2 separate regions of the Homo sapiens genome follow, and region 1 is linked to region 2. Evidence: chromatin loops called from intact Hi-C (ENCODE). Cell type or tissue: MCF 10A. All regions are shown on one strand. Links, peaks and the distances in the headings refer to the core of each region. The heading gives the core; the rest is flanking DNA.

Evidence for each region. Hi-C counts contacts between places; a loop is a spot of excess contacts. Peaks named below come from ENCODE experiments on the same cell type or tissue, not always from the same donor. Only the 100,000 strongest peaks of a DNase experiment are listed, where the experiment ranks them.
Region 1: a loop joins it to region 2, with 2.3 times the contacts of the local background. A loop is called at or near these places in 1 of 110 quality-filtered maps.

The regions. Positions count from the first base shown.
Region 1 is chr12:67,032,203-67,036,611 of GRCh38, forward strand. It overlaps a transcript of GRIP1 not described here. Among named protein-coding and RNA genes, the nearest start is that of CAND1, 230 kb to the right of the region's middle. In MCF 10A, for the core only: no CTCF peak of the experiment used is centred there; DNase peaks (open chromatin) are centred at 2,119 and 2,409.
Region 2 is chr12:67,142,947-67,147,355 of GRCh38, forward strand. No RefSeq gene overlaps it. Among named protein-coding and RNA genes, the nearest start is that of CAND1, 120 kb to the right of the region's middle. In MCF 10A, for the core only: no CTCF peak of the experiment used is centred there; no DNase peak of the experiment used is centred there.

The DNA.
Region 1 (4,409 bases), core at 192-4,191, 110 kb before region 2:
TTATTTATTTTTCTTTTCCCTGTAGAAGCTTCGCACATGAACAGAATTCAATATTTGTATATGTTTGTATATATACATTTATTCTCCCCTCATCTTGTTCCAGAAAGGATGTGTAGTCACTCAACAAATATTTGTTAAAATGCCTAGGAAAATCTATTGCCTTTATGCTTCTTCCCCAACTGTCTCTAATTTCCTTACTCTTACCTACAATAATAGACCCTCTTTAATGTTGTTAAATACTTATTCATTCTAATATTTCAAATCAAATTAACCTAAAAGGAGTTTTTGTTCCTAATTTTTTCCCCTACTTCTTTCTGAATATCTATACCAGGAATTCTCAACCTCAGCACTACTGACATTTTGGGCCAGATAATTCTTTGTTGATGGGGAAAGGGACTTTCCTTTGCACTATAGGACATTTAACAGCATCTCTGACTCCTACCCACTAAATGCAGTCACATGCTCAGTTGCGACAACCAAAAATGTCTCTAGACATTACCAAATATACCTTGGGGGTGCAAGATGTTGGGGAGTTGCCTCTGGTTGAAAAGCACAGATCTCAATCAGAACTGTCACATCAAAATATAATGAAAGGTTCAAATGGAAGCAACACGTATAATCTTAAATATTTCAGGAGCTACATTAAAAAGATAACAAGAAGCAGATTAGTTTTAATATTTTATTTAACATTTCCAAAATATTATCATTTTAACAGGTAACCAATATAAAAATGATTATTTAAATAATTTACATTATTTTTTCTTACTAGTCTTTGAAATTCAATGTGCATTTTATATGTACAGCACATGTCAGTTCAAACTAGTCACATTTCAATTTCTTAATAGCAATATGTGGCTAGTAGCAATGGGTATGGGTTGGACAGCTCAGATCCAGACAGTTTTTCCTAGGCTGAGAACTCACTTTTCAAGAAAAATAAAGAAACCTCTTTCTTGCCGCCTAATTATTCCTAGCTATATATAATCAAACATAGTGAGATTCAGGAGGAGACATAAACCCAGAAATTTCCAATGTGATGGGTGGTAGGAGACCTGGGATCAAAGACTACATGTATATATATATATATATATATAAAGACAAATTAAGAAATGGCTGTAAGAGAATTCTACTCCACTTGCTCTGCATATTTGATCATTAGGTCATATAGAGATGTCAGGTTTTACTTTCTGTCCACACCCAAAATTCTCATCCCAGTAATAATATACATCTATATACCTACACAAGGAGTTCTCACAGTGTGTACAAAAACAAAGTAATGTTCATTCAGTATGTACCTCTCTCAAGCTTCCCCTAGGTCACACATCACAGAAGTAGCAAAGAAATGTATTCCAATCTTCTCATTCTAACCCCTTCACTCTCCAAATGACGAAACTGGAGTCTAAAACAAGACTGAAAACTGGCCTGAGATTCAGAGCTCATCAATGGAATTTTAAGACAGAATCCAAGTTCTCCAAGTCCTGGTACCAAGTTCTCTCACCCACCCCATCCTAGCTGTGCAACTTTCAAAGAGTAACTTCACCTCCTGAACCATTGGTTGTCTCATATCTATAACACAAGCAATGATACCTGCTTTGTACATTGTTGTGAGAATTACTTTAACTGAATTAATATATGTAAAAATATCAGGCACAGTGTTCCTGCCATCCTAAATGTTTGTTGAATCTGAAAAGAGTAGCACATAATACAGCCAGGAAAAGATAGAAAGCAACTTGGAGATTTATTTTAATCTGTGCTTACCCCTCAGGAGTTCTAAGCCTAATCTATCAAGGCTGATGAAAAACTTAAATTGTTATTTAAAGGCTGTAAAGAAATGATTGTAAGACCCCTCTCAGTAACACATTCCAATAAGGGACAACACTCTTAATTCAAAACTTTTCCTATATGTTTTCAGGCAAGTCAAACTTTTCAGTCAATGTTTCAAGAACCAACAAAGAACTTAATTATTAGCTTCAAACCACCTGGGCAAAAGGAACCTGCTGGAGGGCACATGTCAATCTTAAAGGAAAAATTCCCTTTACCTAGAACTGGGTTAGAGTCATAGCCTGCTTCCTGTACTGAAACTCACCAGGGGACGAAGGAATGACTTCTATTTCCTAATCATAGTTTGCATGGCTTAACGACAGGGATAAGTTCTACGAAATGCATTGTTGTGCAAACATCATAGAGTGCATTTACATAAACCTAGATGGTATGGCCTGCTACACACCTAGGCTACAAACCCATACAGCCTGTTACAGTATAGAATACTGTAAGCAACCATAACATAATGCTAAGTATTTGTGTATCTAAACATAGAAAAGGTACAATATAAATAGAATATAAAAGATAAAAAAAATGGAACACCTATGTAAGGCACTTGCCATGAATGGTGCTTGCAGGACGGGGCCTTGAGCCAGGTGACTCAGTGAGTAAATGATGAGTGAATGTGAAAGCCTAGAACACGACTGTACATTTTTAACACAACTGGCAGAGCAGTAGGTTTGTTTACACCAGCATCACAACAAACACGAGTAACCCACTGTGCTATGATGCTCTGACAGCTACAACAGCCCTAGGCAACAGGAATTTTTCAGCTCCATTATGACCTTGTGGGACCACCATTGTTTATGCGGTCTGTCACTGACCAAAACCTCATTATGCAGCACATGACTGCATTCCACCTTTGCCGGTTTGGGTAATAGGAAGGCCTAATGTGCCAATAATATAAAAAACCAATTTGTCCAAATTTGAACTTTCTCAAAAAAAGCACAAATCCATTCACTCCAGCAAATAGAGCTTGCCATTACTTTCCATGTGATAACAACATGACCCCTTCAAATATGTGAAAAGCATCATTAAATTATTCCTCAGCCTGATTTCCTTGGAAAGTTTAGGTATTAAGTTTCGGGTGCTGTGGAAAGTTGGAATTTAAAAACATCTCGTACAAGTATTCTGTTGTACTTTTGTCTGATTTGAATGTAATACCAGCCTACCACTGGATAAAGTAGAAAAAAAAACGTGTTTCCTCCATGCAGTTCCATAAAGCTCGGGCTTCGCAGAAGCTCTTTTATCTGAGGATATCCCTTTGAATTAGACACCCCCTGCCTCAGCCCCCCTCAGCAGGGTGTGCATGGGGGAGGGTTCGCAGTTTGGAATTCAGTCCCTTAAGTTAGGGAACAAAGTCTGAATCTGCCTGTCCTTCAGGACACAATGAAACAGCCAGCTGTTTACTTAGACATTTGTCTGAGTAGTATTTTATCAGGCTATTATTAGTTTTAATGTTGTAATTAGATGTGCAAATGTACCCTGAGGTATGTTTGGATGGGAACATCATACAAATCAGAATTGACAATGATGAACACAGCTGCATTTCTGCCAATGATTAGGTATTTAAATAAGTGCTCATGATGCGTTTGCAGGAAAATGTGATTCCATGGAGTGGAGAGGTTAGCAATGATATGAGGCTGCCAAGAAGACATCAAAAATACATAAAAACAAAAGAGAGAGAGAATAAATTAGATTCCACTTGGAAATTGGAAACTAACTTCTCTAACTACCATATCTAAAATAGCCTCTCCTCCATTATTATTCCCTAACCTAGTCTTTATATTCTACACATCATTTATCTCATCCTGACAAACTATCTATTTACGTGCATTTTTAACTTCTTAGTGCTGTACCTCCTTCCCAAAGAGTAAGCACTAAAAAGTGAGGAAAAATGCTACACCCTCAGCACTAGAGCAGCACCCAGTTCCCCCACAGAATACATTCTAAAAAAGTATCGCTGAATAAATAAATCAGTTGCAACATGCACTGGAAGGTTGATGTAAATATGACTTCTCTTCATCTAAAATTTACATCAAAATTGTTTAATATTTACAGTGGGATGACATCAGGTTCATCACCATTGTTTCACCATTGCAACCAGAGGCTTGGGTTGGGTAGGTGATATATCCAGAGTCTTAAAATTAGCTTGAACTCATCGACAAAAAAACTTAGTAGCCGAGTTTGCATTTCACGATAACTTTTACTTTTATGAGGGTAACCATTCTGAGAATAGATCACAGTTCTTTCCTACTTACCTTAACTGCTTCTAAATGAGTATAATCATAAATAATAATACAGAATAAGGATGTCTTTTTTTTTTTTTAGACTGAGTCTCACTCTGTCACCCAGGCTGGAGTGCAATGAGATCTCGGCTCACTGCAACCTCTGCCTCCCAAGTTCAAGAGATTCTCCTACCTCAGCCTCCCAAGTAGCTGGGATTACAGGTGCCCACCACTATGCCTGGCTTTTTTTTCTTGTATTTTTATTAGAGACAGGGTTTCATCATGTTGGCCAGGCTGGCTTCGAACTCCTGACCTCAAGTGATCTGCCTGCCTCTGCCTCCCAAAGTGCTGGGATTACAGGCG
Region 2 (4,409 bases), core at 183-4,182:
ACTGTCACATAAAATTCTGTCTTTTGTATGCATGTCAGAGTTATAAAATTATAGCTAAACATGGATATAGGACTGAATTCATTCAACATGACTTGTGTAGAGAGGATGTTATTAGATAAGACAGACACATGTACTCTGTAAGAACTCTATGCTCTAAAATTACTGTTTTCAAGTATCTCAAACTACCTTCAAGAAGTAACATTCTCATAACTTGCATTTTTGGCAGGGCTTTTTTAAGTTCGTAAATGATTAAACATGGAATATTTTTTATAATATTTTGTAAAGATGGAGACTGTATTTACATTTATGCCATACTTTCATTAGCTCTAGAGTGGTATGACTGTCTTCAAAATGATAAATTTCAAAGTGTTACTTGCTTACCACAGCATTTTGGATAGAAATTGAGGAGGAGAGGCTATATTATTCAATAGAAGCTTGGAAATAGAAAGCTTAGTTCTCTCAAACAGTACATGTATAGGTGTGGGGTAAGCTGGGAATTCGGTCATCATATGGATGTGGAGGGAACCCCTTGCTTCCCTCTATATTGTCAGTACTGAGAGAAATGTCCAGCTACATTCAAGGACAACAGTGCAGTTTTCTGAGAAGAAAGTGAGAAGCAACATCAACAACACCAGGCATGGAATTTTAGATCCTTATTAGCAATGGCAGCCTGAAATAGTCATTTAACTTCTAAGTATATTGATGATAATGATAATGCTCTGGCTCTCTCTGAAGGTTTTTATGAGTATCAAAGGGGCTAACGTTCGTGAAAGTGCTTCATAAACTACAAACTACTATATAAATGTATTTTTGTATGAAAGAAAGACCTGGCTGGGTATACTGGGGTCAAGGTTAAGAATTCAGACAACTTTCAGTATAACTGACAGGGAGCCCTGTGTGTTTGTTTAATTCTGCTCTTTCAGAATTTTATATATATAATGTCTTAGTTTGTTTGGGCTGCTATAACAGAAATACCTTAAACTGGGCAATTTATGAATAATAGAAATTTATTTCTCACAGTTATGGAGGCTAGGAAGTCCAAGATTAAGTCTCCCGCAGATCTGGTGTCTGGTGAGGGCTTGCTCTCTCTTCCAAGATGGCGCTTTCTTGCTGCATCCTCACCTGAAGGAAGGGAGGAATGTGGTATTTTCACATGGCAGAAGGGCAAAAAATGCAACAGGTACAAGCTTGCTGCCTCAAGCCTTTTTATAAGAGCACGAATATCATCCATAAGGGCAGTGCCCTCATGGCCTAATCATCTTGTAAAGGCCCTCCCTCTTAATACTGTTGCATTGGGGATTAAGTTTCAACATGAATTTTGGACATTCAAACCATAGTATGTATGTGTGTAGAGATATATATATATATATCTGTTCTTTGAAAAGGCTAGACTCAAGATACCCCAGTAACAATGAGCACAACTAGGGTCCAAATTTAATTTCTAATATCATTTTCCACTAAAAGGAACCAGGATACTTTGGAGAGATGGCTGATTTCAGAACTAGGGCAGAGAAAATAAAATGTAAGCCTGGTACATCTTATGTGAGAAGGTAAGGAAGTAATTACGAGCCTTGTCAAAAGGACACAGAGGCAGCTTGAAGGGACTTCCACTAGCCAAATTTGGGTAAATTGATCATCAAAATAATTAAAGAAAATGTACTATCAGTCATTGAAAAACCATTCGTTGATATTGATAATACATAGATAAATGGGGAAGAAGGAAAACATGCTCTAAAGCCCATTATTGAGAAAATTGACAAAATTGGAATATGAACTGTAGATTAGATTATTGCATTCATGTTAAGTTTCTGGAATTTGTTAATTGTACTGTGGTTATGTAAGGATATATTTCCTGAGGAAAAACACACTGAAGCATGAAGGGTTAAAAGGCATGGTTTATACAACCTACTCTCTCTCAGTTCATATATATGTGCACATACATATATATACACATATGCGCATATATATATATATATATATGTACATGAAAGAGCCTGAAGTGTTCTATTAGAAAAGCATGGACATGGGTTTGTTTCTTGGTTTTAACACTTATTCACTGCTTTAATTTTTCCCCTTTCTGTTTCTTCTTCTGCAACCAAAGTACAAAGGGGCAGGTAAAATGGAGGCATAAGAGGTAAAGGGGGTCTATATAGAGGAAAAATTCTCTTTAGATAAACTTTTTTTTTTTGAGACAGAGTCATGCTCTGTCGACAGGCTGGAGTGCAGTGGCGCAAACTTGGCTCACTGTAACCTCCGTTTCCTGGGTTCAAGTGATTCTCCTGCCTCAGCCTCCCGAGTAGCTGGGACTACAGGCATGCGCCACCACACCCAGCTAATTTTGTATTTTTAGTAGAGATGGGGTTTCTGCATGTTGGTCAGGCTGGTCTCGAACTCCCGGCCTCAGGTGATCCACCCACCTTGGCCTCCCAAATTGCTGGGGTTACATGTGTGAGCCACAGTGCCCGGTCTAGGTAAACTTTTAAAGTATAATAGTCATACATAAAAGTACACACTCAATAAGTGTATAACTTGATGAATTATCAAAAAGTAAACCACCCACGTGTCGCAGCATCCACATCAAGAAATAGCAGGTAACATCACCAGCTTCCCAGAAGCCACTATTTTGCACTCATCCAATCGCTGCCCCAACAAGAATAACTACCACCCTGACTTCTAACAGGATAGGTTAGTATTGCCTGTTTATGAACTTTATATAAACTATATAAACTACTAACTTCTTTCTCTCCACGTTACGTTTGTAACTTCCATGTTGTGTGAACTTGTGGCTCATTTATTTCTTTGCTGCATAGCACTGTGTTTATACACAAACTACAATTTGTTCTTCATTTTAGTGATGATGGATATTGGGTTGTTTCCTGTCTGGGACTATTGCAAATAGTGTAACTAAGGACAGTTTTGGACATGTCTTTTGGTAAACATATGCATTTATTTTAGTCATATACCTAGGCTAAGATTGCTGAGTCATAGGATGGACACACACACACACACACACACACACACACACACGAGTGGGTTCTCGAATAATGTTGTTTCATTCTACATCATTTTGTTATAATTTTTTTTGACACAGAGTCTCTCTGTGTCACCCAGGCTGGAGTGCAGTGGTGTGACCTTGGCTCACTGCAACCTCTACCTCCCAGGTTCAAGCAATTCTCCTGCCTCAACCTCCTGAGTAGCTGGGATTGCAGGTGCATGCCATCATGCCCGGCTAATTTTTGTATTTTTAGTAGAGATGGGGTTTCACCATGTTGTCCAGGCTGGTCTCGAATTCCTGAACTCAAGTGCTCCACCCACCTCAGCCTCCCAAAGTGTCGGGATTACAGGCATTTTGTTATAATGTTGATGAGAAAAAAAGTAGATTCCTGGTTGGGGCCACTGTCTGTGTAAAGTCTGCATGTCCTCTTTACATTTATCTGGGTGTTTTCCAGGTACTCTGATTTCCTCCCACATCCCAAAGATGTGCACATTCAGTGAACCAGTGTTTCCACATAGTCCCAGTCTGGGTAAGCGTGTGTGTGTGTGTGTGTGTGTGTGTGTGTGTGTGAGAGAGAGAGAGAGAGAGAGAGAGAGAAAGAGAGAAAGAGAGAGTGTGTGCCCTGCGATGGAATGGTGTTCTGTCCAGGGTTGGCTCCCACCTGCACCCTGAGTTGCAGGGATGGGCTCTGGCCACCCATGACCCTGACCTGGAATAGTGATTGGAAAATGAATGACTGAATTGAATGAATACAAATTGTTGTCAAATAAAAATTTGTCAAGTATATGATAATCATACAAATGCATGGCAATAAAGGATGTGGTATAAAAGTGCTCAGTGAGTCTGCCATGTTTGTTATTGTTTGTTTTTGAACTGCATTGATGTGCTATTACTATTTTTACTTTGCAAAGAGGTGGTGTGTCCTTGATTTGACCCACCACCACTAAAACTGCCATCAGTCACTGATTCACCAAAAGTTAGGTAAATAATTCTCTTACTTGTTTTTATTAATCTTTCTTAAATGTATGTAGAGCTCCCATTTATTTCAATGTTTAATATTGAAAATCTCTTGGGTCTTTCTTTAGAAATTTAATGATGTTTTTGTGACCAGAAATATGTGGCAGGAACTTAACTCTTGCTTATATCAATTAGCCTGTGGTGAAATTGGTTTTCTTATATGTCATTTCACTTAAAGTCACAGTTTCTAAGAAACTATCAGTGATGTTAAGTGAGCATTTACTATGCGTGTGTGTGTGTGTGTGTGTGTGTGTATTATTTTTTGACAGATGTTGTCAAATAGTTTTCTGAAGTAGCTAAACCAATTTCTACCCTCTTTCACAGTGCATGAAAATTCCAATTATTTTACATCCTTCCTAACACTTGGTATTGTCTGTTTCTTTTTTGCCATTTTAGT